Linked DNA regions of Homo sapiens: all the other regions are linked to region 1. A link is a loop called in an ENCODE intact Hi-C map of the cell type or tissue named here. Cell type or tissue: chondrocyte. All regions are shown on one strand. Each heading gives the region's core, and the rest is flanking DNA. Links, peaks and the distances in the headings are about the cores only.

Region 1 (4,536 bases), core at 382-4,381:
GGGTGAGGGAATGGGTGGGGCTGAGGCTGGGAGTTGCTCAGTAGTTGACCCCAAGTGATCTTGTTTGAGGAAAACTCCTGTGATCCCCCATCAGAATATTTTGAAAGTGGAAGAGTCTGCTGGCGGGAAGGGAGAAGAGTGGGAGGAGGAAATAAGCAACAGGCAGCTTCCTTTCTTGACAGATGGAAAATAAAGGGCCTGTGCACAGCTCGGCGAACTGCTCCGTGGACCTCCCAGCGGGGCTGCTTTCTGAGGTGATGGTCTCCTCGCTCCTTAGCCAGCCTGGTGGAGCCAGCTACTGACGTTGGAAAGGAGTTGGAGGATGGAGGTTTGTGGCCGGCAAATGAGAGGTGTCGGGGAGGGAGAAGAGAAAAGCAAGCGGGCTGAGGAAAAATGTAAGGGAGGGAGATGGTTCTTCGATGAAACCTCTGGCCTCTTTTAAACCATAAAGAGGTCTGGCTGGTTTGATTCCAGTCCATAAAATGGCTCAGTAGGATCTTAGGGATTATTTAGCTCAAACCCCTGAGAGGTGAGGAAACTGAGGCCCAGAGGTCCCACTTGCCTTTGGTCATGGGGTGAGTATGTAGCCCAGCAGGGTCCCAGCTCCTGTGAGCTGCGATTCATGGTGTTATCTTTGCTGGGGAGGCCTGAAGTTCCTTTAGCTTGTCCATGTGAAACAGAGGAAGAGCCCACAAGGAACGCATTCATCTCAGAGTTAGGTGACCTTGGCTTTGGGATCTAGTTGCTCATTACTTCCACTTTCCTTGCCAACATCTTTCCTAAGCCTTCCAGATCAGGGCACAGTACCACTCCCTTGCTGCCAGACAGGTGGCCTGTCGTGTGGGCAGGAAGGGGAGTTCAAGGCAAGCAAGGCCCACTGTGAACCCCCTGCTAGAAGTGCTCTCCCCTTCCTTCTTTTGGAGGTGGCAGTTACTAGGCAGCATGACCCAGAGGAGGAGATAAGCTGCCTCTGATAGGAAGGTTTTATCTTTGAGGTTATTGCAAATATGCCTGACTTCTTCATCTGGTTCTGTCCGGATCTGAACTGGTAGCCAGATAAACTGTTGGCGGTCCCATTTCATGTATTTATCAAGTCTAAACAATTGTCAGGAGGCAATTATCCCCCAGGAAGCCAATGGCAGATAAATAGTGTCCCGCAGTCTGGTTCCAGCCATGGAATCTGTAAGTTGTCCCTCCTTGCCCTGTGCAGATTTTCTCCTCTGTCCCTGCTGCCCTAAATTTTAAAGGAGGTTTGATGTTCCAACACGTTTGCTTTGGTGTTCTTTGCCCACAGCCCCAAATAAAATCTAATGGTTTTTATAGGTGGATAAATCCTTTTTAAAGGCTCTTTTGTTATCACCATGGGGTTTGTGAGCACTAAAACTGGATTTTAAGGGATCAGTGAAACCTTAGAATCACGGTTTGCTGTATCTGGAAGGAACCATGACCACTTGGTACAGACCCTTCAAGCGGTAGATGAAGAGGCCAAAGCACGAAGGGATTTGATGGCTTGTGAAGGCAACGTGCTCTTCAGAGTCGGGCAGACGTGCAGCTGAAGCTTGGTCTGGCCACTGATCTGCTGCCCGGCCTTGGGTAAACTCCTGGAGCCCCTATTTCCTTATTGATTACATGGAGATACCAATCCAGACTGCACAGTATTGTGAGAGGTAGTAAAACTGTTTCCCTCTGGTCGAGGTCAAACAGACAACTGGGGGGCAGAGCTAATGCCAGAACCTTAGTATCCTGGCTCCCAGGTCTTTATCCTTTCCATTATTCTGCAGGAGGTCTTCAGGCTACTGTTAAATAAAAAGTAAAGCTTCTACTTCGTTCCACCCAAAATTCTAGTTCAGTGTTTCCCAGACAGAGCACCTCCAGCGGGTCTGAGGCTCAGTTCTATGTGGAGACTCATGTTTATACGATGACAGCATCTATATTTTTTCTGGATGAACTAATAATCGACTGGCCATTGTATTTAGGAAAAACCAGACATCACCTCATGGACGTCTCATTGAAGGGGACCGTCAGTTATTCCATTCATTCTGGCAAATTTTCTTTTTAGCTTTGGTTGCAGCAGGAAGAGAGAGACGTCTGGGGGGCTTTTTGCCTGTTGGAAGGGCATCACTCGTCCACAGCTGGAGCCCCTGGGATGACCCATCCCAAGGTCCCAGCCTAAGTCTGAGGTTCCAGGGCTGGTCGCAGGCCGTCCTTGCAGCCCTCGCCAGAGCGTTGTCTGCACCTCCGACACTAGGTGGCGCCATAGGAACATCCTCGCGGCCCGAGGCGCGGTCGCAGCCGGGGAGCACTCGCCACGGTGCTGTGGAATTCTCTGGTTTTTCACGCAAGGTCAGGCGTCCTGCTGGCGCCCTCTCGCCACCCTGCCCTCCCGTCAGAAGCCCGGCTCCTCGCCGGGGAAGGCCGGATGCTGGCCCGCCGGGACCTGGGACTTGTGCCACATGGAGTGTCGGGAGTCTCCATTGCCGCGAGTTCTACACCACAGGGCCAGGCTGTTTGCTCCCCATCGGTCGCTGCCCCCAGCACCCTGTTGTTATTAAGGACTCATTTGCTTGGAGCGGCATCATTACAAGGGTGTGGGGTACTACATATACTCCCTATTTTTCTATTTTCGAAAGGCTGCAGGCGCGATGCACAGTGCGCTTGCACGGTGGGGCCTAGTGCTAGCCCGAGGAGCGGACGGGGGCCGGGCAGGGGCGGTGGGCGCCGGCCTCGTCTCGGTGCTGCTCGGTCAGGCTGTCCCGGCGCGGCGGCCTCGGGAGGCCCTGCCGTCCTTCACCCCTGGAGGCGGGCTGGGGGGCGGGTGCGGGGCGCTTCCCCTCCTCAGGGCCCTCAAACCGCAAGGGGGTTTCCGCTTCCCAGTCGATGGTCGTCCTCTCCCATCCCCGGCTGCATCTCCATTTACCCGTCGCCCATTTCCTTTGCCCATCCAGGCTCCTTGGCTCCACTGGGGTCTCCGTTCCCTTCTCCCGGTCCCCCCTCCAGGTCGCGGCTCCTTTGTCCAGGACTACGCAGGGGCTTGACCCCAGGGCGCTGGTTTAGGCCGGATCTGGGGTCCCTTGTCACTCCCAGGCTTCTTCCACTTCCGAATTCTGGAGAACCGGGAATCAAGCCCTGCGCGTTCCTCTTCTTCCTCCTTCGTGCCGAAAGCACGCTTCATGTCTGCCAGGGCATCAGTTCTGAAAGTGAGCGGAGAACAAGGAGTTTCTTTTTCTTCCCCAGAAGTTGCCTTTTGTAAGGACTATGTCTGCGCCAGGGCTTGATACATGTTGCTACTCCTGGGAGTGTGAGACTGGGAAGCTGATGGAAATGTCAGCATTAGCTTTAATGGTGAGGCCAAAGGGAGGATGGACCCAGCATCAAGCCTGGGTAGAGGAGAACGGGAGAGGGAGGACCAGAACCAGGGGCCGCCTGTTCACTGCCTTGAGGTGTCTGAATCCTGCCTTTGCTGTTTGTGAGCTCTAGCACTATGGGTAAGTTGGTTAACTTTTTGAGCCTCAGTTTCCTGTTCTGTCAAGTGGGAATACAACTTCCTAGCTCACAGAGTTGTGGTGAGGATTATGAACTATTATGCATCTACAGTGTCCTCCTGGCAAGTGAAAAGGCTCAGTAAAGGGTAACTGTTATCATGGTCCAGTCTAAACTTCCGTGCTAGCCCTTCACCAAATTGATCTTACAGAAATCAAAAGGTTCCTGCTTTTCCCACCTTGTTTGGAATTAGAAAAAACTTCCCCTGCACTATTAGTGTTTTATAGGCCTCTTCTCTCCAAGACAGAAAGGAGGAGAGGGTAACGGGGCTTATTTTCTTCTCCCAGGACTCTTGAAGAAGGATTCAGGATGTGGCTGTGCCGCTGGGGATAAACGGTGTAACACTGGGGCAGGTCAGTTTCCTTGTTGGTACGATGGGACTCTTACACAGGCCCCTTCCTTTCCAGCACCAGATACTGCTACACCATCTCATCGGCATGGACCTATATGTGGCAGCAAGTCCATCTCATCGCTTTTGGTGAAAGTCAGTCCAGTTTGTAAAGATTCTCATTGTGAGTATGGCTAAACCATCCCTTTGACTAAAAACCAAACCAGATACTCCTTTACCTATCAATACCTCCTGCTGCTAAAAAGCAGCAGCTAAAAAGCAGCAGGAGGTATTGATAAGGGAAGTCCTATCTAAATTCCTGGTTTAGAGAATGACTATCCTCATTTTATGAGTTAAACATTACCCCCAATTAACACCTCTGAAAAACCCTCCCAACATGTTTATCTCATTAATATCACGGGGTTGGCAGGTCACTGTAGACGAGGAACTGGGACACCAAAAGGAGAAACTCTGGCCACGCTTGCACCCTGTTCCCAATCCTGGTCCAGTGTCACCCACAGATGGTAAGGAGCTCTAGAGACCTCACCAGCCCCTGGGATTGGTCACCTCACTCTTCTATGGACAGAGATTCCTGCTGGGATCCTTTGAGGGCAAGCAGACCCTTCTTCCAGCTCGGACTGTGAACTCCACTGCAGCCGTAAGGACTG
Region 2 (4,536 bases), core at 365-4,364, 930 kb after region 1:
TATAGGTTCAATAGAGTCTATTTGAAAGTGATTGTTTATACAGAAGATCAGTATTCCCGCACCCAAGCTCCCAAACTTTTCCATTACCTGTACTGCTAATCACTAGAAAGGGAAATAAAATGAAGCAGCCTAAAATTCTAATTCAATGTCATCTAACGAGGAAGATTTAGTTTGTGGGGGAAGAAACCTCTCTTGGCAGAAAAATAAATGTTTTTTAGATAAAACAAAAATAATAATAAGGAAAAAAAGAATAGAAGCAGAGTTGCTGTTGAAATACTAGAAGAGCCTATTCATCTTCTGGGAAAGTGTTGCACTATGCTTAGGTCAAAAGGGTTCATTCCTGTGCCCTGAGATTTAAATTATTTTAAGGTGAGCCCTCATCTCTCAATGAAGATTCCTTCCAGTCTCTGACCGGGCATTCCTGATTTGACCAAAGTATCTCAGTTTCCTGATTATTATAATGTGATTTTCTGAAACTGTTCAATTAAGTTCAGACTTCCTACTTCCCAAAACATTGATTGGAGGAAAAGATGAGAAACGTATATTACAAGAGAACAAAGCATTTCAACTGAATATTACACATACCTGTGCTTAAAGGTCATGTTCCAGCCTTACTAACACAAAGCCTTGTTGGCCATCACCTTCTCCTCCTCCTTGTTCACCCCTCTTTCTCTTCCTAGATACCAACCTCTTTCCCTCTCCTTTCCACAGTGAACTTCAGCCCCAAAGTACTATAACTTCTTTTATAGTATGGTTTTGCTACCTCTTTGTTTTAGTTCTACTTTCATACCATACCCTGAGGCCTTACTCTCTAAACCAAAGTGGGTCTGTCAAGACAATTTTGCCAAACAAAGAGCTATTTAGTCTTTCCTAGGAAACAGAAGTTGCATTCAATTGTGGTTTTAAGTAACTTTGTTTTTTTCTGTTGAGTTTGTCATCTTATAGTTTCAATGGTTACCTCAGGCTCTTTACAAAACTCTGGTTTCTTTGTTAACAGTGCTTCAGTCACTTACATCAGAAGCCAATTCCTTGCGGGCAACTAACATGTGTCTACTTTCCTTTGTAGGTGTTTGTAAATGCCAAGTAGGCTCTTCTGCCCACTTTGGGTACTAGACAAATGCTGTTGAGGAGCAAGAGCAGACTGAAATTCAAGGAGATGACAAGAAAAGCATTTCCAGTCCCACGATTTGAATGTGGGAAAGGGAATGTGCAGAAGAGCTTACCACCTTCCCAGCAGCAAGGGTACGGCAGAAAGGACACGAAACTAGCTTTAATATTTAAGCATAAGATGCTCCACATTTCTCACTCTAAATTTAGTGCTGTGGCATTCAGTTTAAACTACCTTGTGTCCAATAATATACTTCCTGGCCTGCCCTGAGGTCTTCAGGAAGCTTTTTATCTTTGATATAATTGCCAGGGTGAATCCCTAGTTATAACACACTCTACAGCATATAAAATAATTGTTGCAACTGAACCCATCACATAAATATTAGTGATTGAAGAGATTGGTTGGAATAAATCAATGTGGGTGACATATTTAATAAACTTTGTATAAACATTGTTTGCAACAGCTATAAATAAAATTGTCTTTAGGAATTTTACATATTGCACATCCCTCTCTTCATGGGAGATGCACAGGCATGATTTCTAGCTGCACCAAATGACAAGCCTTTTAAAACTTGTCCAGATTAGAACAGGCAAGCCAAGTCAGGGAACGTGCCACAGCAGGTCAGGAGAGTGCTGAGGTTTGCTCCACCCTCTGAGCTTTCCTCATGCACTTGCCACTGGGAACCAGGCTCAGGCTGAGAAGAGCTTCCAGCCAACACTCCCCTCTCCTCCCCTCCCCTCTCCTCCCCTCCCTCCCTCCCTCACTCCCTTCCTCCCTCCCTCCCTCCCTCCCTCCCTTTCTTCCTTCCTTTCTTCCTTCCTTCCTTCCTGTTTTTCAAAAGAAAAACACACACCATAAATAAAGCATGATCAAGATGGCATTTTACATTCACACAGATTTTGGCATAAATAAATAAAAGGGATTTTGTTCAAATTCTGTCATTCTTACATGCCATCTTAAAATTATCTTTCTCTACCAGTTCATCATATTCTACTATGCCTTGAGAGTCATACTGGCTCCCTCCAGTGGCTGACTGAGCTCTGATGAAAACACAGGGGCATTTCTGAAGGCCATACAGCCTAGTGGTTCCACATGGAATCACTTATTTCCAAGATAATGAGTTCAGATCCCTTTGTGAATTCCAACTCTCAGCATGCATTACTATTCCTGAAAATGTTTGATAAAGGTGTTAATTTTAATTAATCTACCCCATGGTCTCCCATCCAAATGGCCTATTTCACTGTTCCCATTTTATGGATGAAAAACAACCCATTGGAAGGTTGTGGAACAACTGGGAATGCTGGGAGGTCATGGTAATGCCTCACATGTGAGCATCAGGCCAGAGTGCTTGCATGGGGGCTTTCTCTTGGCTTAGAACAGACCCTTTCTCATTCTCTGACTTATTATTGTTAGATTCCAAAGGATGACAAATTGTAGAAATATTTAGGTTCCTTTTTTAAAGAGATCAGATATAATGCAGTGTGTCTTCAGCTTTAAGCTTAATGAAATGTCACATACACATTTGGAAATCCAGGTATCAATTATGAGTCTTACATTGTTTGAAATTTACAACTTTCACATTTATTTTTATTAGTAATATTTTAGTCCCTCAATATATTTCTCTGGCATTAATGGAAAAAACATGGTGCCTTCAAGCAGCCAAAATAATCTCTCTAAATTCCCACTGAGTTTAATCAAAGGCCATGCAATTTAATGGCTAAAGTTACTGCTATATATTTCCAGTGTGCTGGGTTCAAGTCCCATTAAATTAGGCTCTAATTAAAATTCATCTGAAATATTCTTTCATTGTGTAATTGTTTTTTAATTCTTAATGACTCACATTAACCTCCTTTTACTCAAAGGAAAAAAATAGGGAATTAAAAAAACAACAGCCAGGCAGGAAAAAGAACAGTTGAATTAGAGGATGATATGATGCTTTTATAAAATGCAGCCTGAGAATTGGGTGTGCAACACAGAAGATCAAGAGGAGACTTAATTAGGGCTCTACTGCTCAGTTCGTAGTTTTTGGGTCTTTATGAAAGCTAAGAGCATAGCTAAATCGTGTAATTTGCCATTATTTTCTCAGGTAGCTCTTACTGAAATGTTACTTTTCACTTGTATTTTTTTTTTTTTCATTTTGAGAGCATAGTATCAGACCTTGTATATACAGCTTGCCACTTGCCTGCTGTCAGAGACAGAAGTGACAACACTTGTCACTACCAATCTCCTCATGTCTGGTCTCATCTGAGCGATACATACAGCCTGATTTCCAGGTGTTTGTTGAAACTCCAAGTTACATAACATGTTTGCTGTGCTCAGAATGGAAAAAAAGCACCACTGTGGGAATAAATTCTTAGCTTTCTAGGAACAGTTAGTGTACCTAATACTGAATTAGTCCAATTCCAGATAATTGAAGGGAAAATTTGGAGACAGAAAGAGGAGGCATTGCAAAATTGATAGCCTCAGGGGTGGTCAAGTGACATTGATGGGAAATTTTTACAAACTTTTTAAAAAGCAAAGCAACATGAGTACATAGTTTAAGAAATTAACCACGATAAAAACACTGCATTTTTTTTTTTTAAAAGAACTACTAGTTCCTCTGGTCTCCAGCTTACCTACTATCCAAGAGCAGCCACTTTTTCAATAATTTTTATTATGTCTACTCCTGACCAATTATATTGTGATTTATTAGTTTTAAATAGTATATATTGATCTCTTATAATGGTAGATAAAGAGCTTAGCTTTTATCTCACACACACACACACACACACACACACACACCACACAGATGCACACAACCTCTTTCTCTCTTCCCTCAATCCTTGCAATAGAGCTTTATCAATTTGGAATTAAATCCACATGTATAATGCTATTGTTGTTACTATACACATATATTTCCTTCATAAGCCAAATAGTTGACACTACTTTGTTTTCTTGTACAACTGCTTATTTTCTAAAATTAATAATTGTTTTTCCTTTGCTTGGCTTCTTTTTATCTCTAATTATTCACTCATATTCCAAAGTGTGCCCCTTAATACAACTTCCCATCCAGTTAAACCTAATAAGTAATATATCTGTGCTCTCATCAAAACTCCCAGAATTCTACATTTTCTGGTTTCAATCTGTACTGGCAACTTCTAAGCCTGCTACATAGTAATTGCTTCCTATATTTGCCGTTGAGTCATCCTGGGAATTACTTTATCCTGTCTCCAATGTTAGATTTGTTTTTTAACAACCCTGTTTTGTTGGAACATATCCTCTAGTCGCTTCTAGGGAAAAGGTGAATTTAGAAATCTTTTTCCCCTTCAAACTTAAAATTATTGTTTTTCTCCTTTCTAGCTTGCAATATTGCAATATAGAAGTCCAATGCCACATCTTTATCTCTGGTGTTCTAAAATTTCATCATAATTCACTTTGTTGTAATCATT
Region 3 (4,536 bases), core at 307-4,306, 370 kb after region 1:
TTTTCCCCAAGTCTCAACTTTTCTCATCTCTTAAATGGAAATAAAAACTTGTATTGACTAGTTGTAAGAACTGGTGAGAACATGCGTGTGAAGAACCTGGTTAAATGGTAGCAGCCTGATATATGGCAGGTCCTGTTGCCATAACGAAATAAGATGATATATATAAGTTGCCAGGTACAGGGCCTGGCCCATGTTTGGCACTCAATAAAATTTAATTCCCTTTGATACAATGAATACATCACAAGCATTTCTTGTTTTCATTTTTACTCAGAGTAAAGTTTTCTCAAGGGCAAGGACTAATTTTTTTTTTCAAACTTTTCAGTTTGTGTGAATTAATGTTCCATCCTCTGTATTTTGGGAGGTATTCTGCATATCTCTCAGGAAATCCAGATGGAACTGAGTGCCTGCTGCCCACATCAGCAACCCAGGTAAGGCACTTTTTTGTTGGGTCTTCTTTGTTTCTCTTCTTACTCTCCCTATTCTCTCCAATCCTGGGATCACCTTCCAAATAGACTACAGGTATCCAAACCCTTGTCTCAAGCTCTACTATTGGAGGAACCCAAACTAAGTAAGGAAAAGATTCAAATGACAGAGAAAGACAATAGTGTGCAAAATAGCAGAAGAACTTTCAGAGCTGTCCAAGGCAGCTAAGACAGGAAAATGTCAATGGAATAGGACAAGAATAGAATTCATTCATTCACTTATAAAAAAAAGGTACTTACTGAGCACCTAGTATGTACTGAACATTCTTAGGCCTTACGGATATGGTAGTGATCAAAACTGGCAAGGCATTTATATTGTAGTGAGGGAACATGCAATGAACAAGCAAATCAACATGCAAAATCATATCAGGGAGTGAGAAGAGCTTTGACAGCAAATGGCATAGTAAGAGACTGTGTGCAGGAAAGGTAGCTATTTAAGACAGTGTAATCTATTTAGAGTGAATAAAGGCCTATCTGGGAGGGTGATACTGGAACAGAAACCTGGTCAACATGAGAATGACCCACCTTTTGTCCACTGCCTACCTTCTCCTGAAGTGCAAGCAGAAAAAATCATGTGTGCTAGCCTGGGTATGGATAATAAGACAGGATCAAAATGCTGCTAGTTAGAAAAATGGGATGCACATATTTCTCAGTGTCCATTTTTCCAGGCTGAGTGCTGGGCTACTCCAAAATGGACCTTAGGACCAGACATATGCCTACAGCTCTTGGTAAGGCCTTTCTGTAGGAATACCTGGGGGGATTTCATCATTTTATCCTTCATTAAAAAAAAAACTTTTCTCCTGTCTTTCTTGTTCACGGCATCTTTTTCTTCAGTTTCTCAGATGAAAAGAATGCCTTTATTTATATAAGACTTTATTTATATAAGACTTTATCCCATTTGATTCCCACACAACTTTGTCCATTAAGTATTTTTATTCTTTTTTATAGATGAGGAAACTGGGACTTGGGGGCTTTGCTTGAGAGAGCTGGGACACAAACTGAGTCTCTTGGCTTCAAGTCCATGATTCATTTCAATGCTGAGTCCACTGGCCCCTTAACCAATCTTCATCCTTTCCCTGCCACCCCCATTGATGGCAACAGGATTTTATAAGCTGATGATCTTCACCTACAGGATCCCATTCCTCTGATATTTCATCAGTGGGCACAGGATCAGATCTCAGTAAAACTAGAAGATTAGAACTGGAAAGTCTGAGGATAATTCTATCATGAGATCTTATGTATTTAATGTTCTAACTTAGTCCAAGTGCTGTACTTGATAGTATTTTCTCAGTGCCACGTTAAGATAACAAGGATTTTCTTAAATGTAATATTGAACTTTAAGTATGTACTAAAGTGGCTGATTCTTAATGCTCCTCCTTTTGAGAAAACTTAAGGTAAAATTGAACATAATTGCTCCTGATCCATTTCACTCCACCTAGTGGGCCTTTTGTTCGTTTGCTTTTCTTCCAGGACATCCCACTTGATTCTGAGTCTGTAAGACTCCTTCCCTCAGTGATGGATCCTCACTTCTGGGGGAAATCATAGACAATTTCTTCTGTAGGGCTAACTCTACTATACAGTTTATGATGTCAGGGTGAATACTTCCTTTGGGTTGCTGTCAGAAACTGTAGATTTTTAAAAATTTAAATTTCATTATTCTATGTCAGTATTCCAAAGTATATACAGAAAGCTATTGCACTGTTAAGGAGATGGCACTTAACATTTTGGAAATTCAAGGTGATGAAGGTCCATATAAGACTATCTCTCCTGGTATAAATGTTGACAATGCAGAACATTTTTAAAGGTTCTTTTTGATATACAAAGTGCACCAATGAGTACTTTTTAATTCTTACAATAATTCTGGGCGAGGTAGGTATTTTTCCAATTCCCATTTTATGCTTCAGTAGCCCTTTGTACTTCTCCTTCAAAACACTTTGCTCACTTGTAATTATTTAATAAATTAGTTGTAATTATTTGTTTAATGTGCAGGAGTTACAAAAGGCGAGCTTTAGAACAAGACAGACCTGGTTATGATTCCTGGCTCTGAAAGCTGTATACCCTGTAACCCTAGACAGGTGTTTTCATGCCTCGCTGCCTCTGTTTCTTCCTCTGTAAAATGTGAACGATAACAGTATTGGCCTCATGCTTTTTTCTGAGTTTTAAAAGTAATAATGTGGACAAAGATCAGTGCAGTGCCTGGCATGCTGAACCCATTCCATGACTGTTAGATGTAGTTGTTATGATTTGTATTAATCCATTTTTACACTGCTATAAGGAACTACCTGAGACTGGGTAATTTATAAAGAAAAGGGATTTAATTGACTCACAGTTCCGCATGGCTGGGGAGGCCTCAGGAAACTTACAATCATGGCAGAAGGGGAAGCAAGGCACTTCTTACATGGCGGCAGGAGAGAAAGAGAGAGAGTGAATGGGGAAGTGCCACACACTTCCAAACAACCATATCTTGTGATTAATTAAAAAGTACTCATTGGTGTGCCTTGTATATAAAAAAATATGCACTCACTATCACGAGAACAGCAAGGAGGGAGTCCGCCCCCAACATTCAATCACCTCCCACTAGACCCCTCCCCTGACACATAGGGATTACAATTCAAGATGAGATTTGGGTGGGGACACAGAGTCAAACCATATCATGATTGTTCTATAATAAAGAGATGGCCACATGTGTTTCATCAGGGACAGTGCTAATTAACCAGTTGTCCTGCCATAATTATTAATAGTATTCCAATTGCTTTCAAAAGTATCCTAGTTTGCAAAAAGTATAGAAATGGAGGACAGATTAGTGGTTGCCCAAGATTGGAAAAGGGTAAGGGTAAAGGGTGCAGAGGTGGATGTGGTTTTAAAAGGCAACATGAGAGATCCTTGTAGTGAAGGAACTGTTTAATATCTCCACTGTGGTGGTGGATACCTGAACCTAAACATGAGAAAAATTGCATAAAACCAAACACACACACAAATGAGTACAAGTTAAGTTTGGAAAATCCAAATAAGATTTGTACATTGTATCAATAGGTATATCTTGATTATGATATTGTACTATTGTTTTGCAAGATGGTACTATTCAAGGAAACTGGGTAGAGGATACATGAGATTTCTCTGTATTATTTCTTATAACTCCATGTGAATCTGCAAGGATCTCAGGATTAAGAAAGATAGCCTAGTTTGGAAGATAAACATTATATCCCAGTAGTAATGTCCATTGTCCCACCAGGACCTAACTACCTTCTATAAAAAGAAGTGCTGTTGTTCCCCTCAAGTTCCTTTATTTGGTTTTATTCTTCTTCGCAGTACCTACCTCCACTTGGCAGATTAGATTTATTTTTTCATCTTTCAACAGCTATTTGCTGAATACCTACTAGATGCCAGGCTTGAGATCTAGCAATGAACAAGAGCTCTGTGAAACTTACATTCCAGTAGGAGAAATAAATAATAAACCAAAAATATAATCGATAAATTATTTAATATGCTGGGAAGCAATATGTATAATGGAACAAAGATGTAGAGTGATGGATTAGGGTTCTCCAGAGAAGCAGAACCAACAATTGACTCATGTGATTATGGAGGCTAAGAAGTCTCAAGATCACAGTTAGCAAGTTGGAGATGTAGGAGAGCCCCTGGTATGCTTCTGATTTGAGTCCAAAGGCCTGAGAACCAGGAGAGATGATAGTGTGGTTACAGTTCAAAAGCTGGCAGTCTTGAGGCCCAAGAAGAGCCAGTGTTGCAGTTCAATTCCAAAGGCAGGGAAAGGCCGATATCTCAGCTGAAGCAATCAGGCAGAAGGAGCTCTCTGTTACTCATGGGCAGGTCAGACTTTTGGTTCTATTCAGGCCTTTAAGTGATTGATTGAGGATCATCTACTGGGGAAAGAAATAAGCTTTATTCAGTGTACTGATTCAAATGTTAATCTCATCCAAAACCATGCTCACACACACCCAGCATAATGTTTGACCAAGTATCTGGGCACCTTGTGGTTCAGTCAAATTAACACATATTAACTATCTTAGCAAGATGAAAAGCAATGAATGCAGCATGG
Region 4 (4,536 bases), core at 323-4,322, 160 kb after region 1:
GGATGCTCAAATCGAGATGCTTAGCAGAAATTTGCGTAAATGAGTTAGAAGATCAGATGAAAGATCAGAGCTAGAGATGAAGGTCTGAGAGGTGTTGTCTGGCCTTTAGAGCCATGGGGGTAAATTAGACAACTCTGAGTGAGTCTGTAGAGAAGAGCAGGGACAGAAGGGAACTCTACGACATCGGTGTTCAACGAAACTGTTTTTTGATGAAAGAGGAGTCCACCCAAGAGATAAAGAAGGAAGAGGCAGAGAGTTAGGAAGGAGGCACGGAATGTTACAAGGAGGCAGTGTTCAACCCTGTCAAAAGCAATGGTGAGGCCATTCAAGTGAGGCTGGACAGGGCACCTCAGAGGTCTCTAAGCAGGTGCCAGGTGAGAAGCAGTTTTTGCTCAACCTTGCCTTGGGGAGGTAGTGCAGTGCCATGAAGTCAGACTCCACCTCTGCCCTGTAGTGCTTGGGAGATGTTTGGCAAGTCTCTCCACCTCTCTGAGTCTCAGTCTCCAAATCTATAAAATGCAGATGGTATCCCATTTATGTAAGATTGTTGTGAGGCTTCACTGAGTCATTAATAAAGCTCTAATCCAGAGCCTGACACACCACAGGCATTCAATGCATCCCAGCCTCTTTCTTTTCCATTCCTTTCATATCAGGGATGTCCAGTGACCACATTTCTGTTCATTCTTTTGAGTTTGAGAAGAGGGAGGGCCACCTTGAAGTGTCTGGGCAGGGGCTAGATCTTAAGTCAGCCTCTTGCTCCTATAAAAGTTAAAATTAAGGGCGGCATGAGGGGTCAGTAAGCAGCAAGGAGGCATAGGGGAGACAGAAAATGGGTATAGGAATCTTGCTGATTGAGGATTGGAGTCCCGGGGTCGGTGAATGATCTGTGACTCTGAAAGGGTGGGCTGAGAAAAGCAGAGACCTGAGGGCTGGGGATGGAGCCTGTGCTGCCAAACAGTGGGCCACCAGTGGCCTGTAGGTATGGACCCCTATTCAAGGCAGAGGGCCATTCAGGAAGGCAGTACCCTGGCAGGAAAACTGTGGAACTGAAAGGGACTATTTGCCCACAATAAGGAGGATTTCAAGGGTAGGAGATTCTCCCTAGCAGGAAGTTTTTCCTATGCTGTTTTCTATTTTCATAGGAGATATAAGCCTGAACAGGTGGACTTGGGACTTGGAGTAATTCATACACACACACACACACACACACACACACACACACACACACACAATGTGAGTAACCCACATTATCATCCACATATCATGCAGCCTATAGCTGGAGTTACCCCTCCTTGTGTGCTCATGGAGGTCCCATTGGAAAAGCCTAGCTCAGTCCTACCTCACAGAAAGGGCAGAAGCAATACAAGTTTACTCAGATTTTGTTAATATTTTTATTCCAATAACCTCCAAATAATATCCTATAAAAATGTAAATTATTTTTTCTGTCATCTGTTACTTATGAAAAATATTATAACAACAATAAAGGAATCTTAAAAATGATCTAATTTCATATTTTATGCCAAAATGTGGCCAGGAAGAAAGGTCCCAGTGACTGTGGTGTCTGAAAGTGCAGATTTTCAATTTGTGAGCGCTGGTGGCCTCAGAAGGACTGACTTCGTTGGTCAGGCTTAAAGAGACTCTTTGAAGAAGGTGGGATAATGGATAAAGTTTTTTTCTTTTTGAGGATTTGAATTTTAAAAGATGTTATTTAAAGTTATTGCACATATATTTTTGTTCAATGAGTTGTGTAAATGGGTTCAGTCAATCAATATGATCATTTATATTAAAATAATGTTATTTCATTGGTTTCACACCAGCCCCCGAGAGGTCTAAAGAGTGAGGAATCTCTTATTCATGCACCAGAGACACAAACAACTAAGAGAAAGGTGGGAGGGGAAGTGAAGAAAAGCCATTCCAGAGAAGGACTAGGGAATGGCGGTTATGGTGTCACAGAATCTGCGAGAAACAGCACAAGGTAGCTTCCTAGAGTCCTGTGTGCTCTGTGGTACGGCAACCCAGGAATTCAGGGCTCAAGGGCAGCCCCTCAAATGAGTGTGTGATTTGCAGGGTTTTTAAAATTTATTATTATTATTATTTTTTTTTTGCACGCATGTTGTCTTTTAAGGACCTGGCTGTGATCCTTCTGCATATACCTCAAGGAGAGCTCAAAGAGAGCTCAAGAGACCAGGAAGGCTAGAGATCTCCCTGCAGTGTCTTGCCTGAAGCCTCTGGATGTTAAGGTCTAACTTTGTCTTTCTTACAGAGTTATACCTTGTCTAACCATATGAAAATATCAGGAGGCACAGAGTTTTATCACTTTTTTGTTTTGACAACCCAAGAACTGATTGCTCTGACAATTGTGCTCTGAATTAAGTGTTTAATCGGAGTACCAGCAGATGGCGCCATTTGTCATTTATTGACGCTACTACCCACGGCTAAAGCAGGGGGCTTCTTGCCTCTTTAATTTGGATAGTATTATAAGTAAAGTGTTTTCTACTGTTTATTATGCATGAGCCAAAATTCTATGAATGTGTAACATTTTCTCTTGTATTTCCTTTTTTATAACATCATTTAAATTCCTTATTAATAATTTAAAAATGTTCTGGATTTTAATCACTTTTCTCATCACTAAAATATCTGATGAAGAGATGTTTGTTCCCCTGCTGAAGGTGAGACAGAGGAAACCATCAGCAAGGAAGAAAAAAGAGAATCTCACTTTTAAACCGAGCTCTTCGCCCCTCTCACGTCACCCCATCTTTTCAGTTTAATTGAATAATATTTATTTAATTAATAAAAATATCTGCCTAGTGCAGGTTTCAGAAATCCAAGGCCAGAATAGGCTGCCATTAATAAAACAAGTTTTTTATATCCAAGTTTAATTATGGTGGTGTGTGTTTGATAGCTTGTTACTGTAAATAAAAGAGATAAAGGCAGCCCTTCACTGGAGTAGCTCGAGAGCTGTGAAATATGTACCTAATTAAAACTATTGGTGTAAGAGGCTAATAAAGTACATGTGCCTACTAGATGTCTTATTCTAATGAATCTCGGCTAATTTGCTTTGACTGATGAATTTCGGTGTTAGTGGTAGGGGCTGAATAATTATGAAATTTATCACAAGATACAAGGACTCATTAAGGATTACTCAGGTTGAGTTAGAGGAATGTTTTCTTTGTCAAGAACACAGGCCTTGACCAACATAATTATGGCAATGGGAAAGAGTAGCCGGATTCCTATCCAAACCCCAACAAATGTTCAAGGCCAGAAGGGGCGCACATTTATGAGTGGGGGTGGGCGTGTGAGGTGGGGAGGGTGGACAGGACACTCTGTGTCAACTCTGCAAGAGATACCTGTGTGGTATTTATGCCTGAATTTTAAAGCATTCAGCACTCACGGATGGCTCTAATGACAATGACTGGCTTCCCACCCTCTTATTGAAAACACTTCCCTACTCTTCATGAAGAAAAATGGACGAGGCTAGCATTTATTTAGCAAGGACACTACTGCGGGAAACCACAGTCAGCTCCCAATTCTTTTTTTCTGCTCATAAGTTTTAGCTCTCTGAGACTCCAGACTTACAAATTAATCTGATTTCATTAACTCCCGGTGGCAGACTCCAAAACTGGGGCCATGATTGGAAACCGTTCATGTAATCAGTGTCACGTAATCACTTGCAGAATGCCCTAAAGGTAAAAAAAAAAATCTGTTTATCTTAAAACAGAAATTTTAATTGTTAGAATGCATGCTGCTGGCAACGCAGAGGAATAATATCTTCCCAAGACGAACCGGACATTCTGCTCCTCACCGTCCAGGACCCAGAGCTGAAGAGGAGGACACACCTAGACACCTTTCTGAGGACAACTGGACACGGAAGCAGGAGCCGGCAGGCAGGACCCCCTCTCTGAGGACAGGAATGAATGAATGAGCGAATGAAGGGCCACTGTGAGCCTGGCTGGTTTCAGTCCCTTCCTCTGGGGACCAGGCAGGGACTGTGGTGGGGGTGGGGGTGCAGAGAGACAGCAATGCCCCAGCAAGTGACACTTGATGACACCCCAGCTGGAAGTCTTGTCAAACAAATGGAGAGTTATTTACCCCCCTACCACCAGAGACGGCTGTTCCCAGGGCTGAAATCAAGGGGGATGCCACAAGGTCTCACGGGGGTTTCGTGACCCTGACCTCCGGGCAATTACAGTGAGAGATTTCCCTTCTTGTTCACATACTGGCATTAGTATGAACAAAGAACTTCAATCTCTGTGACATCAAACCAGATATACAGATATATAAAAATGTGTGTGTGTGTATATACATAATGTACACACACACATAAATATGTTTCTAAATGTGATTTACAACTAAAACAATTAGAAATTCAATTCGTAGGTGTCTTACCACTAAAGCTTTCAAATCAGTTAACCCTCTGCTTTGTTTTTCTTTCTGGAAATAACTTTGAAACAAACTTCCAATTTACTTTCCTTTGAAGAGAAATGTCAGGCACAACATTAAGTGAAAGCTCAACTTTTATGCCAAAGACCAAAACTA
Region 5 (4,309 bases), core at 310-4,309, 1.0 Mb after region 1:
ACATAAAATTCCCATTGCTTTTCTGAGCTTGCCTCAAAATAATTCTGTTTTCTCCGAAAACTCCATACAAGGAAAGATTAGTGTTCGTCTGAGCTCTTGAACTCTTCTGATTCAAGCTTAAGCAGACTGGCATTGTGTATACTATGCATATAAAGTTGTAAGTGTGACAATTCCTTAAAAACTGAATTCAAAAAGAAAGTATGTGAATGAGCCTAGTATAATGGCTAGCAAATAACAATAATAAGCACTCAATACCTCTGAAAGAACAATTCAAATCATTTTGTCATAAATTATGATTTACATTTTTTTCTATAAATGACTATATAAGAGAGAATGAGGTTTTTTCCCTGTACTAACTATGGGAACTCTAGCTCTAAAAAAAAAAAAAAAATTGGAAAATAGGCAGGGATACTTACATACGTATTTCAAGATAAAAACAGAAAAAGTATAGGTGAATCCTACAACAGCCTGTAACTGGGAAACCTATTATCCAAAATTTTTTCCAAGTTTCTGTTGCATTAAGATACCTATTTTCATGAGGTTAAAAAAAAAAATTATTAAGGGACCGGCGCAGTGGTTCACACCTGTAACCTCAACACTTTAGGAGGTCGAGGCGGATGGATAACTTGAGGCCTGGAGTTTGAGACCAGCCTGGCCAACATGCCAAAATCCCATCTCTACTAAAAATTTAAAAAAAAAAAAAATTAGCCGGGCATAGTGGTACATGCCTGTAATCCCAGCCACTCAGGAGGCTGAGATGGGAGGATTGCTGAGCCCATGAGGTCCAGGCTGCAGTGAGCCGTGATGGCACCACTACACCCCAGCCTGGGTGACAGAGTGAGACTCTGTCTCAGAAAAAGAAAAAAAGTCCAAATCACCTTAAAAAACAAAACTGTCAGAAAAGAAAAAATGTAGTTAAGAAATGTGGTTATTCACACAGTTCTTCTCTGGTAGCCATCTTGTTTTCTACCCCAATATATAAGGTCAATAATTCTAAAACAATAAAGAGGGGATGGGGAAACTCCTTACTAACGAAACACTTTAAACGAGCTCCCTAAATACTTTTAACTAGCATTTAATTTATTTTTAATCAGCTGCTTATCATTTATTAAATAAATTCCAAAGGCCCCAGGATTCCACAGCCCTTAGATAGGCTAATCTCCCATTGGGAAGCAACACGTATTAAATAGTTGCTAAACCTTGGTAAATACACTTTTAATAATTAATTCTAGAAGTATTTAACTTGCAGTTATATACCGGATATTTCAGCAATATTGTAATCCATGGGATATTGCCGAGGGATTTCTCAGATTAACACATTTGGGTCCCTGAGTCCCATCTGTATACCTCTATCTGAATTAACAGCAGGTGATTCAACACATGGCTACCAGCTCTGTGTCTGAGTGACCAATGATTTTATTACCATATCAGTGAGATCAAATCAGTGAAATGCATCAGCTGAGGAAATGCTTTGTAAGGGATGAGACAGACGGTGGCTTACAAGTCAACCCGGGTTTTCAAAAATGATAACTACTGAAAAGAAAAATTACTTTTCCTGTTGAGATGTGTAAATATTATGTAGATATTCTAACTCAATCTCTATGATGGATGGCGCTCAATTTTAAACATATTTCAGTAATGCCTTAATTTAATAGAATGGGAGATACACAAGATGTTGAAGGATCAAGGTGAGAATAAATTTTCTTGCACAGATGGTTTAGTCTTGTTCTAAAAATCCATGGGATTCTTATACTTTCCTCTCCATGAAAAAAAAAAAAGGCTTTGCTTTCTTTCCTTTAAAAAGATGTTTTGAGTAACCACTTTGTTAAATTCTGTATATCCAGTCCCATTCCTACTAGCCTTGTGTAACATAACTATAGTTCCTCCCCCCACCAATGTGGAGTAAATTGTTAACACTGAAGTCAGTAGCGACCTTTGTCTTGAGCGGAGCAGTTCACTTCCCCACCCAGGCTGACAGAGACTGCAGATTGACCAGCAGATGGTGCTACAGAGCAGGCAGCAGCCCAGGGCCTAACATCCTGGAGCTCAAGGACTGCATCAAAGACTCTCAAAAGGATCTTTAGTCTTCTGGCTAGTCAGTTATCTCATCGAGTAAGGAACTTGCCATTTCCTGTCTTTTCTCTGCTCCATTCTTTTTCCTCCCTCGTTTCATAAATGTATTTCTTGTACTCTTAAAAACAGCGTGGCCTGTCCATAGCATGACCCTTGAGCTCTTTCCTTCAGGGCACCATGAGATACCTGAATAAACATGGATGGTGACGAAGGCCCTTTCACTCAAAAAGAAGTATACCTTTCCTGCACCAGCTAACACGAAAGCACACACCACGATGATGTTTTAGTAGTGATAAAAATCAAACATTTTCTGGAGCCATTATACTCTAAAATGTTAATGAAGTTTACTTTTTAAAATGTGATCGATAGATGGGGGAAAGTGCCCATAAATTACTAAAGGCAAAAAACATTCTATTAGCATGCAGTGGGTTTCGCAATGTTCGTTGGTCTGTGTTTTACTGGGGGGAAAATTTTTAATCTGCTGAAAGCGTGAGTTCTGTTTTTGTTTTTGTTGTTGTTGTTGTTTTAAAATACCTGTCTTTGTCTTTCATGGTACAAGAGGGATATTTTTAACATGACTCATTTAGGAAATGTAATTCTAATGCAGTATAGCTATAGGTTTCAATTAACGTTCTACCTTTCTGACAGTCTTTACATTACATGTTTTATGAAATCATTAACTATTGTCATGTTTCTATTATGATACTATTAGGAAATAAAGAGACTTATGTAAATGGAGATGTAAAAGAAATGTATGACAGTTACTCCGAGCAACATCTGTGCACTATCATACATGCTCACACTAATTTTCTAAAGATTGTTCCATTCATTATAGAGCATTGTTAGTTGCAGTGGCACAACCCTTATTTCCATGCATTTAGGGAATGAAGCAGAGAGTGGGTAAATGAGAGCCTAATCAATACCACTTTTCATTTTGCATCTAATGTGCTGCCTTTCCCTTTCTTTTCCTCATGCACAAATCCAAAAAAGATCCTGACGTTACAGTCATAAAATGTAATTCTTCTGCAGAAACACAGACAATAATGCTTTCTGTATTCAGGCGTATTGCATATTCTAATGGCATTTGGCTAAATTGAGTATGGATTTAACATCAAAGGCTTCATGAATTTTTCAAATGAGATATTAAAGTCAATATTTCAAGTGAAAGATATTTCAATTTAGTTGCATACACAACAATAAAAAACTTCTACAAGGTAGAGGTACTAGTGGCTGTAGCAGTATTAATTCATTCAAGAAATTATTAGTTTATAAGAAAATCAAACACAAGGTTGTGATATGGCAAAGACTGAATAAATTAGACTAACCGATATGCACCAGTGTACTTTATCTCTTGCAGGCTGAAACAGTACACTTGCCACTGGCATGTTCAGGGCTCCTGGCTGATTTTTTTCTAAACTCTGTTGATTAGCATGAAGATTTGCATTGCCATTTCATAAATCTCCTTATTTTCATTTGTACAAGTGGAAGACTTAGGATACGTGAAAAAAGAGCCATTTTTAACCTTGCACTTAAGTGGATCTTACTTCAAGGTGTCAATACCTAAAGTGGGTCTCCACAATGATGCTAAATGTTGCCTTTCGGGCAGGTTAGAGGATGCTCAGTTTCGGTGTGTGGGAAGGTGCTGTGGCTTGCTGACAGCCATCCACATCATGGCAGATAGCTGAGATTCTGAAACAATACATGTAAGTTTGGATTTCTAGAACACCTCTCCACTGAAGAACTCAAAGCTGATTCACACTCATTGTCTCATCCATCTATCCAAATGCCCAATGAGAAGCAGAATGACAAAGGGTGTTTTCATCCTTATTTCACAGATAACAGACAAACAGAAGGCACAAAACCCAAAAATGACTTGCTTTCCTGCTGGCCTGTGACCCTTTGAGGAAGGCCCCTATAAAAAGGGAGGCACTAAAACTGGAACTAGAACTGCCTCTTCTGCTTTCCAGTCCAGTCTTAAACACTGAACTGATGCCCCTTTTTTTCATCCATGATGACAACAGGTTGGTCTGTTTGGGTTTGTATTAGCTTTTTGGCTTTGCTCTGTAGACATATAGAAAGACATTAGCCTGAATTTTCTGCAGAATAGTCCTCATCTTACTTCTTTGTTTTGACTATTGCAACATAACAGTGCCTTTTATCCAGTATTTTCAAGCCCTGATCAGTTTAATCATGGATTAACCCACAACCTCAGATAGACAATCTATTAATTCACAAA
Region 6 (4,536 bases), core at 386-4,385, 1.2 Mb after region 1:
CTGTTCTGTTCCAAGCAGGTTTTGTTTCCAAATTCACCTCTTTATTCCTTGCCTCAGCCAGGACCTATCTCCTTTTTCTTTGAAATCACAAAAACAGCAAAGCTTTCTCACCAAACAGTGAGACCATTCTTATACCACAACCCAAAGAAAATGGGTGCACGTGGGCGCATAGGATGATAACAATAGAACCATGGATTTCTAAATGTTTCTTAATTCAGGGAGAAGCAAAGGGAGGAGGTAGAGTAACCTACCTCTTAAACTGTTTGAAAATAATATGCAGAAAGAGAAAAACAATCCTCAGCTAACAACTGCCTTTCTTGCCATCTGCTTAATCTAAACATTAGCACATCACATATCTGAGTGAACTCAAATTGCACTGGAAATGGAGTACTCTGTTCCACTTTTTTAGACCCTTGATGGGAGAGTCAAGTGAGAATTTTCTACGGGATTATATGGGTGTTACAGGCTTCCAACATATGCATTTAGGGCCACATTTTCAGTCCAGCCTTAACTCATCATACCAGAGGCAAAATTGTGCCTGGCTTAATTAGCACAAGTACTAATCAAGTACTAATGAAATTTGCCCATAAGCAGTTCCTCAGACTAAGGCACAAGTAGTGCACACAATTTCCGTATATATCACTTAGCTTGTCAGCACAAAAGGGGGAAAGAAATGAACAATTCCTCCCTAAAATTTGCTTCAGGCTAACCACAGGCAAACATCATTTCTACCCAGAAGTAATACATTAGTTTCATCAGTGTAAACTCTGCAAATCCTAAATCTGCAAATTGCATCTCAATTTGCCACATTAGGTAACACATTTATAAAAGTATAGGCTGGGTGTGGTGGCTCACACCTGTAATTTGGGAGGCCGAGGCAGGTGAATCATGAGGTCAAGAGAATGAGACCATCCTGGCCAACATGGTGAAACCCCATCTCTACTAAAAATACAAAAATTAGCTGAGTGTGGTGGTGCATACCTGTGGTCCCAGCTACTTGGGAGGCTGAGGCAGGAGAATTGCTTGAACCCAGAAGTCGAAGGTTGCAGTGAGCCAAGATCATGCCACTGCACTCCAGCCTGGCAACAGAGTGAGACTCTGTCTCAAAAAAAAAAAATTATATATATATAATTATATATATACACACACACACACACACACACACACACACACACACAGAATGTTATCAATGAAGATGCTTCATTCTTAAAGATTTATTAGCTATTTAAGACCTAAATTTGGAAATGAGTATGATCTGCAATATACCTTAAAATACATAGGACATCTTTCAAACTGAAATGTCAGTTCTTAAGAGGGCACAATGATGTTGGACAACAGATCTATTTGTTTAAACTCAGAATAATGACAAAAAAAAGAGGCCCAATTTTATCTCTTCCATCACCAATAAACCTTTAGTCTTCTTCTTGTTGTATTTTAAGTCCACTATTAAGACCTGTCCAAGCATAAGCATTTATTTACAACAAATATTAAACTAAGGAAGATTCTTTCAAACTATCAATTAAATCATACTAATCACAGATGCAGCATGCACATTGAAATAAGTATCTATATAATCAAGCTTTGCACATAGGAACCATTTTGTTCTGGTTACCTCACAGTACTTTCCACCAAATAAAATTCTGGGTCATCCCATTTTGGAGGCACAAGAAAAACAGTGATTAATCCTTAAGAGCAAGGTCACGTTAAAAATCAGGGAGAAAATCAAGAGAGGACTGCATGAGGACCAAATGCTGTCATCTCTCCTGCCCAGTAAACTACACTCCTTCCTCAAAGGACTGTTACATTTCTGGTGGGAAAGAATCTCACCTTTAAGAAGCTGAAACTTACCCACTTGAACAGGTGCAAGGACCAGATGACCAGTTGTTCCCTTTATGGACTATCGACAAACATCACTTAAAAAAATAATAATCATTGGCAAGTGCTAAAAACCAGCCAATTGACACAATGTCTTCATAAAACGAAATTCAGGAGAGAGGAGAGAAAATAATGCAGAATCAGAGTAACCTTGGATGCAACCAAACTGTCACCTGTGGTCCATGCAACAAAAGCCTTCCACATAGCTTCGTGAGTTAAGGACAACAGATTAATTACAACATTGACTTCTGTTGCTGTTTCAGAATCATGTTGTCTGAGTATTATGTTAGTCTCATTTTTCTATTTGTAAACAGATCTAACTTATCTCTATAGAACAGTAGAAGAGGAAAAAAAGGTTCTCTTGCCATTAGTGAGTTTTATTTTTCTTGATTAAATAAAGGTTTGTGAACTATAAAGAGTACAAATTTAACATGCTGTAAAAGCAACAAGAAAAATTCACGCAGAGCACAGACGAGAACAAAATTCAAGCCCTGGCATTCTTCACAGGAACCAAGGGCCCCATCTGCTGATGTTTAAATGTACTACAGTAGCAAACAGATTTAAAAAAAATAAAAAAAATCTTATTGAACTAAAATACAATAAAGAGCCTGAAGCTGCAGAATCTTAGCAGCAGAAGGCACCTTTAGAAGTTAGAGAACCTGCCCCTGATCCAACACTTCTCACCCTTTTCTGTACTGCTGCATAGCTGTATGGAAGTTATTTGGAGCAGACAGTAGTTTATTTTTAATTTTCTTAGTTCTCAGGAAAAAAGTGCCAAGCACTACCTTCACTGGCCACCACCTCTCTACTGACAGACCTTTGGCTGAAGTGAGTTCTCTAGTCCCTTTAGTTGATGGCTCTTGTTTTGAAGTGACTGGATGGTTAGGGTCTTAATAATGGGTTTTGATGCTGCCCATTTTGATGATAAGGAGGAAGACATTCCCATTACTTCTTAGCCTTGCCTCCAACATGGGATAGTACTAGGGTCCTTTCTCTGCCTTTCTCTGAAGTTTGTTTGGTTTATGACCATTTTTGCAACTAAGCGAGTACGTAAAGCATAACAGAAAGACCCTAGATGGGTTAGAATAATGCAGTTTAGGGGTCTAGTCCATCTTTGGTAATACTCACTACTGTCCTGTTCTGTCTAGCTCTCCTCTCCTCACCTTAAAAATAAGGTGTCAGATTGCATGCTCTTTAAATGGGTTAAGTTCCTTTCCTCCTACCTCTACAATTCATTGTAGCATCCACATAGCACATTGCATATATTAGACACTCAGTAAAAAGCTGATGAACAGACATATTTTCAGTCAAAACTATTTGTTGGTAATTATCCTTTTTATTTAATCTAGCCATTCTGAGTTCCTTATACCCTTTTATATTTGGAATCTAATAATACTTGTAGTGAACATTTATGTTTGGAAAACCAGACCCTTTTAACCTTTATTTAGAAAACTACCCCCAATGTCTTTGGGAGCAAGTATCTCTTCTCCATTATGAACAGTTCAGTGGGACCATCAGTCTATGTTCTACGAGCTCTCCTAGTTGAATTGTGAGCACCTGAACCAAATTTGGCCAACTCTCTCCACTGTGACTTTGACTCCTGTGCAGAGTAAAACAAGAATGGGAAAGCAATGAGGTTAGGGCATTCTGGCAGTATAATCTGAAATGCCTGTCAAATGGTTCCTGTTACCTCAACCCCTAGACCCCAGTAGCTGACCTAGTTCATGTCCTATTTCTGTGATGAATTCTCCAGCCTTTTCTTCAGGAAACTGAAACATCAGGCACAGCTACCCTCTAGGCCTCCCAAGACATTCATTTCCTGCTTTAAGTTAATGTGATAGACATTAGCTGATTGTCTCTCCCACATACAAACCACCTCCCTCCCTTGCTTTCTTCCTAACAAGGCTCTAGACATCTAGTCATGCAATTGGTGTGGAATTGACTTCATGTCTGTCTCTAGGAGCAGATCTTGATTGGCTCAAGCTAATTATCATGCCCTCTTCCCTTGGCCACAGCAAATGGTTTGGAAGTGGACATATAACTGAATTTAGGCCCATCAAATATAGAGCATGTTTGTCGGGGATTCTAGGAAAGAGGTTACTTCTATCTTCAATGGGAATTATTTTAAAATAATTAGACATGGACATGAAGCCCTAGTTGTGTCAGCATCTGCCTTATTATCACAAGAGAAACCAGTCTTAGGATGAGGCCAACATTGTGAAAACTACAGGGGAAGGAAAGAAACCACATCCTTGGAGATACTGTAATTAGCCCGAAGCCTGAAAGTTTTAGTTATATGAGGCAGTAGATTTCCTTTGTTGTTTAAGGCATTTTGATAGAATTTTCTATTACTTATGAGTGAAATAATCCTTAATAATATCCAGGGTCTATTTCTGTTGATAAAAACCAAAGAACTTTAAAAGATACACTATTCAATTGGGAATCTGACATCCTAGGAAGATGAACCACTACTGTTCTTATATGCTATACTTTTATTTAGATATTTCAATATCATCCTTGCTTTTATATTTACATTGTTGAATCTGTTCAATCTATAGTCCATGCTAACTCATATTTTTCTGTCATTCTTACCTAAAGCAAATCAATCATTTATTCTATTCTATTGGTTTTGTCTTCTTTTCTTCCTTTGTTTACTAATAT
Region 7 (4,536 bases), core at 208-4,207, 820 kb after region 1:
GCGAAGCCTTGTCTGTGTATTTTTGCATGCATCTGTGCCACTACTAATCTGTCTGCTTCCATTGCAATAGCCCAGTTCTTCTATTAGATTGAGTGCAACCAGGAGAAGAGAAGCAAACTCACACACTATTAGGACATATTTGTGAACAATAGAGTAAGTAAAATTAAGGTTAATAAGCTCTGAATATATTTCCACATCACACTGCTAGCACTTGCTCTAGTGACTCAAACCTATATATCTCATACTCTGAAAATCCATCAGAGAGACACCAGGATGCCCCCTCACAAAGTTCACATATCAACTATCCAAGAGATTCATCAACTCATGGCAACACTTTAGAAGCCCATAGCATCATGGTTGTCAAAATCTGTTTAAGGTGAATAGTTCTGGGTTTTATCCTTCAGTTCCTCCTAGAGATGAAGCCCCAGAAGCAAGGGTAGAGCAGAAAATCTAAAGAGATTCTAATTGCGGATAAAAAATAGCATCGAATACTCGTCACCCTGCCCCTGGTGACTTCTCAGATCAGAGTTGAGGAGGGAGGATGAACTGTGTGCATGATTCAGAGTGGTTGGGAGAGAGTGAGGGTTTCTTTTTCTTCTTCTTCTTCTTTTTTTTTTTTTTTTTTTTTTTTTTTTTTGAGACGGAGTTTCGCTCTTATTGCCCAGGCTGGTGTGCAATGGCGCAATCTCAGCATCTCAGCTCACTGCAACCTCCGTCTCCCAGGTTCAACCACTTCTTCTGCCTTAGCCTCCCAAGTAGCTGGGATTACAGGTGTCTGCCACCACGCCCAGCTAACTTTCTGTATTTTTAGTAGAGACGGGGTTTCACCAGGTTGGCCAGGCTGGTCTCAAACTCCTGACCTCAGGTGATCCTCCCGTCTCAGCCTCTCAAAGTGCTGGGATTACAGGCATGAGCCACTGCTCCTGGCCAGATTTCTTATGAAATGAGTTGGTACATTTAACTTTCAGTCCTACTTAAACGTCTTCATGTGGTTGTAGTAACATACCTTGATCTCCTCAGAAAACATCATGGTCTGAGGGTTTGAGCTGCAGCAATTTTGAAAATTGTCTCAGGCTTGGGAAACAGCCTCTCTGGATTTATGGTTAGTGGCAAACTGGCATCCTGCCCTGTTGTGAATTTTAAAAGAATGTTCTCTTTCTAGGATTTTTCCAATTTTCCTCAAACATGATAACGTTGTTTGGGGGATTCCTGACTCATAACCAAACCGTATGTCCTCTAATACAGTTACAACCTAAGTTAAATGAATATTTATTGGCCTGACATATACCCACTTAAAGTTGGGAAAACTGAGGACTGATATAAAAATTTTTATTCAAGTCATTGGCCAGAGTTAAAAAGGGGAGCTCATGGTTGTATTTTACACATTTTATCATAGTTGTTCGGTCCTTCTTGAATGAGAAACACCCTTCAGGAAGATGCAATTTACTATTTATGTCTTTTTGCTGAACTATACCTTGATCACACTGACTACTGAGTGGCCGTGGCCCCTCTCAGTTGTCTCTGCATCTTTGGGCCCCATGAGAGCTTGCTGATTTCTGATTTCGCTGCTATCTGCATGCCTAGATGGGCTATTTACCCATTCTCTGGGGTTTGAGGCAGTAGGCGTTAGCTTTGAGGTGAAGAGTTGTGAGGATAAACTTCCTTTAGGGAAGGACATGAAAATCATATTTAGGGGCAGTTCACAGGCTCTTTTTTGGTAGTCATAGCTCCCCCTGCTGCCCAGTTAGGGGCAAGAGAGGCCAAAGGAACTGAAGTGAGACAAAGTATAACCGACTTGGGTGGAGTCAAGTCAGCTCCAGGAGCCAGCAACTGAAGACAACTCACCTTAGCTCTAGAGCCTAGGACCCTAAGCATGCCCAGGAGAAGAGATGGCAAATGTGAGAAAAGGCAATGAATGATTTAGGAAGGCAGTGTTAGGTTTTTGAGGGTGGGGGAGTACAAAAAAGGAGGATTGACATTTTTAAATGGTATTACCAAACTGTTGGCTAAAATCAAATATACAAACAGAAGAAAATTTTGAATTCACACACAAATGTAACTAACCAGCAGGCTCTCCACTCCTCCATCATATGTCTTATCCTAGAATATCTCAGCTCTGTCAGCTCTTACTGGGGGCAAGTTACGTAAACTCTGCCTCGTTTTCCTGGTCTGTAAATGGGATTTAGTATAATGATTTAAAGAAAAAAAATGTATATATTTCTCACAAAGCCATGTATTTGTATAGAAGAAGCCAACACATGTTGGCTGTTTTTTTTCTCCTTGTGCTATTTTTATTTAAGCTATTGGTCCTCAAACATGGTTGTACACTGGAATCACATGGAGAATCTTTTAAAAATACTCATTCCTGGGTCCCATTCCGAAGGATTCTGATTTAATTGATATATGGGGTGTGGCCTGGGTATGGAGAGTTTTCAAATCTCCCAAGGAATCATAATATGTAGCAAAGTTAAAGGGCCATTGCTCTAGGGCTCCTCATCATCCTTCTTCAGAGACCAGTGTTTCACAAGGGGTTGAGGTGTGCCAGGTGGAGTGAAGTGACCTTTTGCAGTGTCAGATTTGTGGAGGGACACAAGGAAACACTAACTCTTTACTGAAATGTGGTCTTGGGCCCAGCAGCATCTGAATCACTGGTGAGCAATTTAATTTTAGACTCTCAGATCCCACTCCAGACCTGCTGGATCATAGTCTTCATTTCAACAAGGTCCCTAAGTGATCTGCACACAGATTCAGGTTTGGGAAGTCCTGCTGTAGCTCACACGTTCTCTCTCTCTCTCTCTTTCTCTCTCTCTCCTTTCTTGCTTTGGCTTCTTTATTCACCATAGAGAATAGTGTTGAGTATTTCTGATGAGGAAATATCCTTGCAAAAAAGGCTCTGGGTCTTTATTTCTCTTCAGATTCCAATTTCCTTAATTTTTTTTTTTTTTTTTTTTTAGCTGCCAAACATAGTTTGAGTTTCTAATACCTGTCTCAACTTACAAGCACCCACTTCAAGTCTGCTGATAGATGTACACTGGGCCTCTTATGTAGCGTCTAAAAATATTCTTTCTAGGGCCGGTGCAAATGCCTTGATGGGGCCAGCTTTGGCCTATTGATGAGACAGGGTCGACGTTTGATAGAGGATCTTTGGTACATCACAGCGGTGAGACCAAATTTAGAGAATGATTATCATTTACTAAAAGTTCAGAAAGGGAATAAAATCTTCCATCAGAACCTACTTATTAAGGTTACCTTAACAATAAACCATAAAATGAATGGAATGTTGGCCTTGTGGACCGGTTCCTAAAAAAGACAATGCAAATATTTTAAACTAAAATGTAAGGAGATGGGACAGGGCTTTGGAAAAGTGGGAGTGGGGTAGAGTGATTTAGTAAAGAGAATAAATCTCAACAGGAATTTTGTTTCTATAACATTAGCATAATTCTGTGACATTAGTACTTCTTCCTCACTCCCTCACCCATCTCATTTCAAAAAGGGAAATATTTAAACATGAGTTTTAAAAGATTCATTTTGAGATGGAAATAATACAAGAATAACTATTGCTGTCTTCACTTTTTCTCTCTTATTTTCTTTCCGGAGACACGATGTCCCATTTATGATGCTTTTATGTCTATAAACGATTTGGGGAAAGCACTGAAACCAAATCTGTAAACGTGCAAGCCTTCTGCATTGGTGGGGAGGGGATAGGGTGAGGGGGAGACACAAATTGCAAAGAGCAGAATAATCAGATACAGAGGGACTTTGATCTTCTGGAGACCTAAGCTAATAGATGTTAAGTGCAGTTCAGTGGAAGTAATAACCCATGAAGAAAACAAAATCTGCAAAATGACAAAATGCTGCAGTCCACTGATCAAGGAAGACATTGGAAAATTACTATGAAAGCATCCTTAGCCCAGCAGATCCAAGGTGAAAAAAGGGCTGCGTCTGCCAACCAGCAGCCAGACATTCCAGGCAGACTTAGCCGTCTCCCATTTTGTGGCCAGATTAACACTCTGTGTAACCTGAATGCCTTCTCACTGAAAAGGCATGAACTGGCACCACTGCAGCCCTGGGCTTCATCTCTCCCAGTGACGCCATAGTGAATCACTGTGAGGCTAGCTACAGACTCGGTGGGGGCATTCCAGGGGCCGTTATTACCGTTAATCAATTAGGAAGAGTTAAGAATTTCTGAATATATGCCAAATGCAGTGCTGGTCATTTTTTTGACATCAGTAGGACATACTTGAGATAAATTTGACATCTGTCAATAAATTAGTATTTCACCAAGCAAACTACTTAGAAAAAAATTGGAAATTTACGGACATTGAAATGCACTTTAGAAATCCAGAAACTTTATAAAGGAGAACTCCTTAATACTAGTCTATTTAAGTTATATTTTATTATGAGTATTTATTTATTGAGCAATGACTACATCACATATGTTGTATACAAGATAGGGCAGAATTAATTTAACTGTATAGAACAAACTAAATTTGTATTATCCAAAGAAAATCTACAACTTGAAGTAATTACTTTTGT

The links. A loop is a pair of places that touch in the nucleus more often than their neighbours do. Peaks named below come from ENCODE experiments on the same cell type or tissue, not always from the same donor. Only the 100,000 strongest peaks of a DNase experiment are listed, where the experiment ranks them.
Region 2: a loop joins it to region 1, with 8 times the contacts of the local background. A loop is called at or near these places in 19 of 110 quality-filtered maps.
Region 3: it touches region 1 in a loop (3.0-fold over the local background); 2 of 110 quality-filtered maps call a loop at or near these places.
Region 4: it touches region 1 in a loop (2.1-fold over the local background); 40 of 110 quality-filtered maps call a loop at or near these places.
Region 5: it touches region 1 in a loop (2.5-fold over the local background); 4 of 110 quality-filtered maps call a loop at or near these places.
Region 6: a loop joins it to region 1, with 5 times the contacts of the local background. A loop is called at or near these places in 20 of 110 quality-filtered maps.
Region 7: it touches region 1 in a loop (5-fold over the local background); 61 of 110 quality-filtered maps call a loop at or near these places.

The regions. Positions count from the first base shown.
Region 1 is chr1:87,129,667-87,134,202 of GRCh38, forward strand. It overlaps LINC01140 (long intergenic non-protein coding RNA 1140), which reads left to right and starts at 99. Exons shown (of 3, transcript NR_026989.1): 1 at 99-328; 2 at 3,948-4,052. In chondrocyte, for the core only: a CTCF peak has its summit at 2,249 (motif pointing right); a DNase peak (open chromatin) is centred at 2,361.
Region 2 is chr1:88,059,530-88,064,065 of GRCh38, forward strand. No RefSeq gene overlaps it. Among named protein-coding and RNA genes, the nearest start is that of LINC01773, 160 kb to the left of the region's middle. In chondrocyte, for the core only: CTCF peaks have their summits at 2,160 (motif pointing left) and 2,359; no DNase peak of the experiment used is centred there.
Region 3 is chr1:87,500,033-87,504,568 of GRCh38, forward strand. It overlaps LOC107985408 (a long non-coding RNA gene), which reads left to right and starts at 329. Exons shown (of 4, transcript XR_001737795.1): 1 at 329-428. In chondrocyte, for the core only: a CTCF peak has its summit at 1,928 (motif pointing left); no DNase peak of the experiment used is centred there.
Region 4 is chr1:87,290,724-87,295,259 of GRCh38, forward strand. No RefSeq gene overlaps it. Among named protein-coding and RNA genes, the nearest start is that of LMO4, 36 kb to the right of the region's middle. In chondrocyte, for the core only: CTCF peaks have their summits at 2,404 (motif pointing right) and 2,634; no DNase peak of the experiment used is centred there.
Region 5 is chr1:88,178,707-88,183,015 of GRCh38, forward strand. No RefSeq gene overlaps it. Among named protein-coding and RNA genes, the nearest start is that of LINC01773, 270 kb to the left of the region's middle. RefSeq lists a silencer at 1,921-1,970. In chondrocyte, for the core only: CTCF peaks have their summits at 1,991 (motif pointing right) and 2,209; no DNase peak of the experiment used is centred there.
Region 6 is chr1:88,300,928-88,305,463 of GRCh38, forward strand. No RefSeq gene overlaps it. Among named protein-coding and RNA genes, the nearest start is that of PKN2, 380 kb to the right of the region's middle. In chondrocyte, for the core only: CTCF peaks have their summits at 2,393 and 2,595; no DNase peak of the experiment used is centred there.
Region 7 is chr1:87,952,203-87,956,738 of GRCh38, forward strand. No RefSeq gene overlaps it. Among named protein-coding and RNA genes, the nearest start is that of LINC01773, 48 kb to the left of the region's middle. In chondrocyte, for the core only: CTCF peaks have their summits at 1,733 (motif pointing left) and 1,945; no DNase peak of the experiment used is centred there.